2 separate regions of the Mus musculus genome follow, and region 1 is linked to region 2. The links are chromatin loops, found by intact Hi-C in ENCODE. Cell type or tissue: gastrocnemius. All regions are shown on one strand.

The links. Hi-C counts contacts between places; a loop is a spot of excess contacts. Peaks named below come from ENCODE experiments on the same cell type or tissue, not always from the same donor. Only the 100,000 strongest peaks of a DNase experiment are listed, where the experiment ranks them.
Region 1: a loop joins it to region 2, with 4 times the contacts of the local background. A loop is called at or near these places in 11 of 42 quality-filtered maps.

The regions. Positions count from the first base shown.
Region 1 is chr5:65,954,362-65,958,361 of GRCm38, forward strand. It overlaps a transcript of Chrna9 not described here. Among named protein-coding and RNA genes, the nearest start is that of 4930480C01Rik, 5.0 kb to the left of the region's middle. In gastrocnemius, a CTCF peak has its summit at 1,615 (motif pointing right); DNase peaks (open chromatin) are centred at 1,136 and 1,629; H3K4me3 peaks cover 585 bases; H3K27ac peaks cover 295 bases.
Region 2 is chr5:65,821,852-65,825,851 of GRCm38, forward strand. It overlaps N4bp2 (NEDD4 binding protein 2), which reads left to right. Exons shown (of 20, transcript NM_001024917.1): 18 at 1-125; 19 at 3,421-3,544. Among named protein-coding and RNA genes, the nearest start is that of Gm3521, 34 kb to the right of the region's middle. In gastrocnemius, a CTCF peak has its summit at 1,956 (motif pointing right); a DNase peak (open chromatin) is centred at 1,952.

The DNA.
Region 1 (4,000 bases), 130 kb after region 2:
AGGCTTTTTGCTGGTATATGACATCTGGTTCCTTCCTGTCTCAGTCTACTTCCTGCTCTAGGTACCATATTAAAAGTGCCAGCCGGGCGTGGTGGCACATGCCTTTAATCCCAGCACTTGGGAGGCAGAGGCAGGTGGATTTCTGAGTTCGAGGTCAGCCTGTAGACCAGCCTGGTCTACAGAGTGAGTTCCAGGACAGCCAGGGCTACACAGAGAAACCCTGTCTCGAAAAACCAAAAAAAAAAAAAAAAAAAAAAAAAAAAAAGTGCCTACACACACACAAGCACACACACACACACACACACAGCCACAGAGCAATGCTAGACTTTACTCTCTGAAACCATGAACCGAAGTAAAGTCTTCTCAAGTCCTTTCAGTACTCAAGTACTTTGTCACAGCAACGGGAAGAGTAACAAATAAATGTGCTAACAACAACAACGACGACAACAACAACAATCTATGCAGTGAGGGTGTGAGGGAGGGCACAGAGGAGAGAGACGCAGAAAAACTGTCGGTTCCACAGTGATGCCCCACAGCCCGGGACACGATGTCCTCATCAGAGGACTTGAGGAGATGGGACGGAGGTTGTCTGGAGACAGGTTGATGAGGGTGTGGTCATAAGGTGGGGATGGAACTCAGACAACTCCCAGGTTCTGGCCTGGAGGCTGGAAAATGCTGACTTGGTTCAGGAAAACACAGGGCAGGAAAAGACTGAGGCTCGGGTGAGTTAGATTTCGGCCATAGCTAAAGTGGGATGTCCAAGTACAGCTGTGCTGGCCCATGGGAACTGGAATTCAGGGGAGACGCCGATGAATGCTGGATCGAGCTTCTCTCTTCACCGACATTCCTCAAACACTGTTTTGAGCCACTAACGAATGATTCCAGGCCACCGAGGAAGCGAAAACAGAGCCGCCTGTAAGTGTGGATGCTCTTAAAGTAATGGGGTGACGGCTGCAGAGAAGATCGAGCCGAATAACACTAATTTTTCAGCTATAAATAAACCTGCCTCTGCAGTCAGGGCTTTTGATAACACAGAGAAGAGGAAAGGTAGCCATGGAAACGAGAAAGAGGGCTCTGGAGAGGCCACACTGTGCCTGCAGGGCGAACATGTTAGCAAGTTCCAGCCATGAGCTGCCGAGTGGTGGTCTGGCTGGCAAAAAGACGTAAATCTGACGTCTTGGGTTCAAGTGCAAGCTCGGCGTCTGATAGGCTCTCGGGATGCACAGCGAATGAATGCTTGCTGTCTGTTTTAGAGACGCTGTCACTGTTTAAGATCTTTGTGTATTTCCGTGAATTCAGTCCTCAGAACTACCCTAGTGTGGCTTTGACTCTGAGTCCTTTAGTGACAAGTAAGCTGACCCAGGCGAATGTTACTGTTTCGAGAATTGAACCAGGTTTCTCTGAGTCTCTTAACCACGGTTTTTAGCATCACTTTTTAGAGGGCTTTCGTTTTGCTTACCAGCCTACAGATTTCACGATGGGCAAACAGCATGGTTTATATTGAGGCTCAATTATAGGGGTATATGTCCCCTCGGGTCCCTCTCTTGATTGTTCCTTCAAGGAAACAGCACGCATCCCAACCCTTCTTAGTCCTGAGAGTTCCTGTCCTGCAGAGGGCAGCAGAGGGCCCGAGCAGTGACGTCATCAGCATCAGCGCTGACTTTTCACGGAACTCCCCACTACTGCTTTTATGGGCTCACAGGAAGAGATGCCCCACCCCTGCCCTGTGGTGTGGACGTGCTACAACTCTACACACCTGCTTCCTGCAGCTGCTGTAACTCTGGAAACTTCACAGCGGTAGAAAGATTATGGTGGAAAACAGCAACCCCCCCCCCAACCCCCCAAAAGTCAGCATCAGAGTCTGGGGAAGTGCATTCTGGGAAAAAGGAACTTAAATTTGAATTGACAGGAAATGACGTGTCTGCTACAAGACCAACAGGGCTTTCTCATTCATTTATTAAGCAATTGTTTTCCTTGAAGCAGTATTTTTTTTTCACATACACAGTACACGTATAAGTAGGAAAGTGAAATTTAAGATTTTTTTAAAAATTAATTTACCCTTAGGCGAAATGTGAGGAGAAGCCTCACATTCTATTTAGCTAAAATAGCAACATGTGCACATTGAACCTTAAATGAATGAGACATCATAAAAGGCTGAGAGAAGATACCACCTATCATAATTGTAGAAATAATGGTATAAAATTAGTTTTTAAAGTGCTACCATCAAGGGTTGAAAAATCATGCCAGTGATCTGTCACCTTGGAGTTTGTTCTTATGCTCTTCCCTCTGTCTGCGTGTCCCCTCATAACTGCTAAGAGTTTCTATGAGCGCACTTTGAGAGGAGGGCCTGGGACTCAATCCTGAGAAACCCAACATCAAAAGATCATAAAGACCCAGAAGAGACAGGGAAAAAAAAAAAAAAAAAAAAAAAAAAAAAAAAAAAACAGAAGAGACTTTACTGCCATGGAAACCCAGAGAAACCGCTATGCAAGGATAGTTTCTGTCAGGTTCTCTTTGTAGGCTTATGAAGCCCTAGCAAGTATTCTATGGCCAGGACCAGTGGTTCACTTTGGGAACAGCGATTTTGAAAGCATGAAGAGACACTGGCTCCGGCAAACTGGAGAAGAAACAGAAGGAACACTGCTGTTACCATTTCCCAAGAGCCCTTGCAAGGAAGGGTTGTCTTAGTTACTTTTCTATTGCTGTGAAAAGACACCATGACCAAGGCAACTTCTAGAAGAAAGCATTTAACTGGGCCTCATGATTCCAGAAGGTGGTAGATCTAGTTCATGACCATCATGGCGGGGAGCGTGGCAGCAGGCATGGTATCAGAGCAGCAGCTGAGAACTCACATCTTGATCCACATACACAAGGAAGACAGAGATAGACACTGGGAATGGTGTGAGTCTTTTGAAACCTCAAAGTCCCCCCCTCCGGTGACACTTCTCCAACACAGTTCTACTAACTGGGGACAAAGTGTTCAAGCCTATGGAGAAGAGTCTCATCCGAACAACCACAAGGCTGTTGACTGAGGAAGGGCTTGCTTACAGGATGGATGCAGAAAGTGCCAGGTCAGGGAGACAGTGTTAGGTGAGCTGCTGCGTCTTGTAGAGGCTGGATGAGAGTGTGAGAGAAATGATGGCGAGCCTACTTGTCATCACACTTGGGGTCAGCACAACTACCCCAGCACGTGTGTTCGGCCCTTTGCAGAAGCATGTCATACATTTTACCAGGCAGATGTTTCACTTAGTATTTCCCCACCCTAGAGCTGGAAACAGAATGACTCAGTGGGTAAAGGCATTAACTGGACAAGCCTGGAGACTGAGTTCAATCCCCGGAGCCCACTGTTGTGTGAGTTTCCTCCACGTGTCCGACACACACATATAAGTTTACTCACGGTACAGAGGGGAACCATGAGAGACGACCGAGTAACATCCAGTGAAACCATGAGTTTTTACCGAGGTTGTTCACAGGAGTGTGGGTGAGGGGTTTCTTAAGGAAGAGAGATGACTCGAAAAGGCAGCAGAGCACTGGAGATTCCATCCCAGCAAGGTCGGCGACCCATAAAGGCGGCGAGCCTGGACACTGCACAGCCTGCAGACAGCATGACAGGCCTGAGAAACCCCTCTGGAGCTTGGTTGGATGCTCAGCGTCTTCTACCCCAGCAGTTGCTTACTGCTTTTATAAACCTGGGAAGGAGCCTTCCAGAGCCTTCCAAGTTTCTATTCTACCAGACATGTTGAAGGATTCTTTCAGTCTCCAGAGTCTCCTTAGTCTTCCTCTCTCTTCTGAAGAGATTATTTCAATTCAGAGGCATCTGCTAAGCCACACTGACCTAAAAGTGGACATACATACATACATACATACATACCACACACACACCATACATACACACACACCATACATACACACACACCATACATACACACACCATATATATATACCACACACATACACCATACACACATAAAATACACACACACACACACACACTACATTT
Region 2 (4,000 bases):
TGCTGTGGAGATCTTTGAGAAAGTCAACGCCTCTCTGCTACCGCAGAACGTCTTAGACCTCCATGGGCTGCATGTGGATGAAGCTATAGAACATTTGACAGCAGTTCTACAGCAGAAAACAGAAGGTAGGAATGTGCTCGTGACATTGGCATTGCCAAACACAGTGAATCTGCCTGAGCAGACTGGGACTCTCTGCTGTCTGGGAACTCTGAGATCTGCCTGCCTCTGCTTCCAAAAGGCTAGGATTAAAGCCATGTGCTACCATACCTGTCATACACACACACACACACACACACACACACAGTTTTTTTTTAATTCTGTATTAGCTGAAATTGTCTTCTGTGTCTTCCTAGCTCACTACTTAAATTTTATTTTTGATTTATTTTATTTTATGTGTGTGAATATTTTGCCTGTATGAATATCTGTATTATTTGTATGCCTGATTAGAAGAGGACATTGGGTCATCTTGAATTGGAGGTATGGGTGTCTGTATGTGTGGAGCTGAACCTAGGACATATGTAAGAGCAGCAAGTGCTCTTAGGATGAACCATCACTCCAGCTCAGTTCCCCAGTGCTTCTAAAAACTAGAATTTTGGTGTGGGAAAATGGTGTTGTGTGACACTGGGGAGATAGAAACATGTCTGCTCAGCCCAGAAAGAGAGTCCATGGCAGAGAGGCTAAGCATGCCATTGACCTCTGACCTGAGATGGCTGAGTTTATTGCCCTTCCTTACAGGGGTGTGGATGTGATGGTTTGGGTGAGAATGGCTCCCTACGAGCTCAGATGTTTGAGTCTCCAGTTGTTAGGACTGCTTGGAAAGGATTTGAAGGTGGGCCTTTATTGGAGGAGGTGTGTCACTGGGGATGGGCTTTGAGGCTTCAAAAGCCCAGTGCCTTCTGAGTTAGCTCTGCCTCATACTATTGGGTAATGCTGTAATCTCGCGGCTACTGAGTACCATATGTCTGTTGCTGTGCTCCTTGTCACGATGGTCATGGGCTGTAAGTTCCCAGTAAACTTTCTTTCAGCAATGGAAAAGTGACTAAGACAATGTGTGAACATAGAGACTGTAGTGTAGGATGACTTAGCACTCACACAGTGCTGCACTACTGATGGCTGCGTGCTGTACTTACCCTACAGTAGCAATGCTTGCCTTTGACCCTCAGTGTTCCAGTGCTGATCCTCTCTTCTGTGTGAGCTGCTCTACTGTCTTTCTGTGAGTTTCCTCTTTGAGATTCCATATGTAAGTGACATCGTACAGTCTTTTCTTTCAGTCTGGCTAATTTCACTTAGCATAACACCTCCTTGCTCAACCATGTTTCTCTCCTTCCTTCCTTCCTTCCTTCCTTCCTTCCTTCCTTCCTTCCTTCCTTCCTTCCTTCCTTCCTTCCTCTGTGTGTGTGTGTGTGTGTGTGTGTGTGTGTGTGAACAATGTAGTAGATCTATTTAATGGAGTTGTCCATGAAGATGAAATTCTTATACATGGATGAATTTATAAGAGTGCTACTTAAAAGAAGGCCAATAAAAAAGGTGTCATTTATCTGAAATGTCCTTAGCAGATTAATGATTGCTTGGGCTGGAAGTAACTGCTGAAGTGTTGCCTGCCACATGGCTTCTTTTTTGATTGGAGAGAGTATTGGAAGCAAGTGTTGATCATTAGCTGAAGCAGTTGATATGCTAAACAATAACCCAAACAACAAACACTACTGAATTATAGAGGAGTTGTTTGGGTTTTAGAGACAATATATCATTAAGTTGCCCAGGCTGGTGTAGCCCAGGTTGGCATTGAACCTAACTCTGTAACACAGATTGACCTTGAACTTACGATTCTGCCCCAGCCTCCAAAGTGGCTGTGATTAAGGCTTTTCTGCACACGGCTCAGCAGTAGCCCAGGGTAGCATTTAGACCCAAGGTGCAAAAGGCCATCTTGTCCGTGCTTGTGGTACCTTGTCTGCTACTCACCACCAGAGGGCAGGATTGCTGAGTAGAAGTGATTGGGTAGGTGGTAATAATCTGTGGGGTACCTGTATTATGTTTTAGTCATGATATAAAAGAACTTTCAAAATTGAGGCTAAATAGAGACATCTGGGCCCTCTGTGCCTTGTGAGTGAAGTACACACATACTGTGAAGTACTTTCGCTTTCAGATAAACCAGAAACTTGTCAAGAGTTTGGATGTGATTGGTTACAAGGATTCATGGGAGACCGAGGAACAAGTTAAACATCACCATGAGGATGCAGTCAGAAAATAAAGGCTGGAAAGAGAGGAGAAATAACTCTATTTTAAAAACGTAAACATAAAGAACAGTAAAGGGAAGGAAAACCTTTGGTTTATAGCTCCGTAAATAATGCATCTGGTTGGGCGCAGTGGCACTCCTTTAGTCCCAAAACTCAGAAGTCAGAGGCTGCTGGGTCTCAGAGTTTGAGGAGAATCTGGTCTGCAGGGTGAGTTCCAGGTCAGCCAGAGCTGTATACTGAAATGTTAATATATGTATATGTTTATGTAGTATATTATGCTAAAGATAAAACCTTAGGCTATTTATGAATGAGAACATAAATTTTTTACATTAAGTACTTTATTATTAATAGGACTTCTTGTTTTTATTGTTGTTGTTACTCTATTAGAGCTAGTATTGATCTCAGAATTTATATATCTATCTTCCCAAGGTCAAATATGAAGTAGCAACAGCATATTATCAAGAGATGAGTGTCATTCAGTATTTTAAAAAATTCTCTCCTGGGAAGAATTTAACAATGAATTATCTTTGATAGACCATGTTAAAAGTAGATTTGCTAATAGCTAGCTGTTCCTGGGAATGATCTATAAGATAGTAGCTCTTATTATCTCCTTTCTTAATGTGAAGAAACAGGCGCCAAGAAGCCAATGAATTTGCCCATAGACACACACAGTTGATTTGTGGTAGCGCTGTGATTCATACTAAAATTTTAGAGTGCTTCATTAATAGGGTTGATTCTAATTCACAAAAATATGTCATGTAAAGCAATGTCTGAGTAAGATGCACAGCAGCTTTAGATATAATTAATATTGCTGTCATTATTCAGAACGGCTGTAGAAATTGGAAATCTCTCTCCTCAGTTAAGCCTTATTTTTTCTCTCCTGGTACAGAGTCTCACCATGTCCCTCAGACTGACTTCAACGTCGCCTTGTAACCCTGGCTGCCTTATTCCACAACCTCTGTCTCAGCCCCCTGCTACCAAGTGTGTGCTCAAAGTCTAGTTCCACTCATGTCTTTAGATGGATAAACTGCTTCAAGGCTCTATGTACTTTAAAACATTACTCCCCCGCCCGCCAAGTTTTAAATCTCTAGAACATCATGAAATTAATTTCATATGCTTTTGATAGTTAGATTTTCTGTTAAGAATGTAAAAACTGATTTTATTGTTCAATTTCCCACTTTAACAGAATTTAAACAGAGTGGTGGCAAGCCGTATCTGTCGGTGATTACTGGGAGAGGAAATCACAGCCAGGGAGGAGTTGCTCGCATCAAACCAGCTGTCATTAAATACCTCACAAGCCACAGCTTCAGGTGAGTGTAGACTTCTGCTCCAGTATGGTCAGAGCTGTTCAGATAGTCACTTCACTTCCGCTCTCTGATTTCAGTCACAAATTGGTGGTTAAAGGATAGCTTTTCTTGTTAGGTTTATATTGTCTGGTAATGAGAATCTAGAGGAAAAGATGGCTTTCTCAGGGACAATCTGCTAAGACTTTCTATTGTAAATTTAAAATTAAAAAAAAAAAAAGATATTTTTGAATCCTTTGTTACTGCACTCCTGAGCAGAACTAGGCCTTGCTGGTTTTGAAGGACAAAGTGCATTTGTGGGACTTTGGCTGAAATAGGTAGAATTTGGAAGTGTTTAAACTGTAGCTTAAGGGGCTGGTGAGATGGCTCAGTGGGTAAGAGCACCCAACTGCTCTTCTGAAGGTCCAGGGTTCAAATCCCAGCAACCACATGGTAGCTCACAACCATCCGTAACAAGATCTG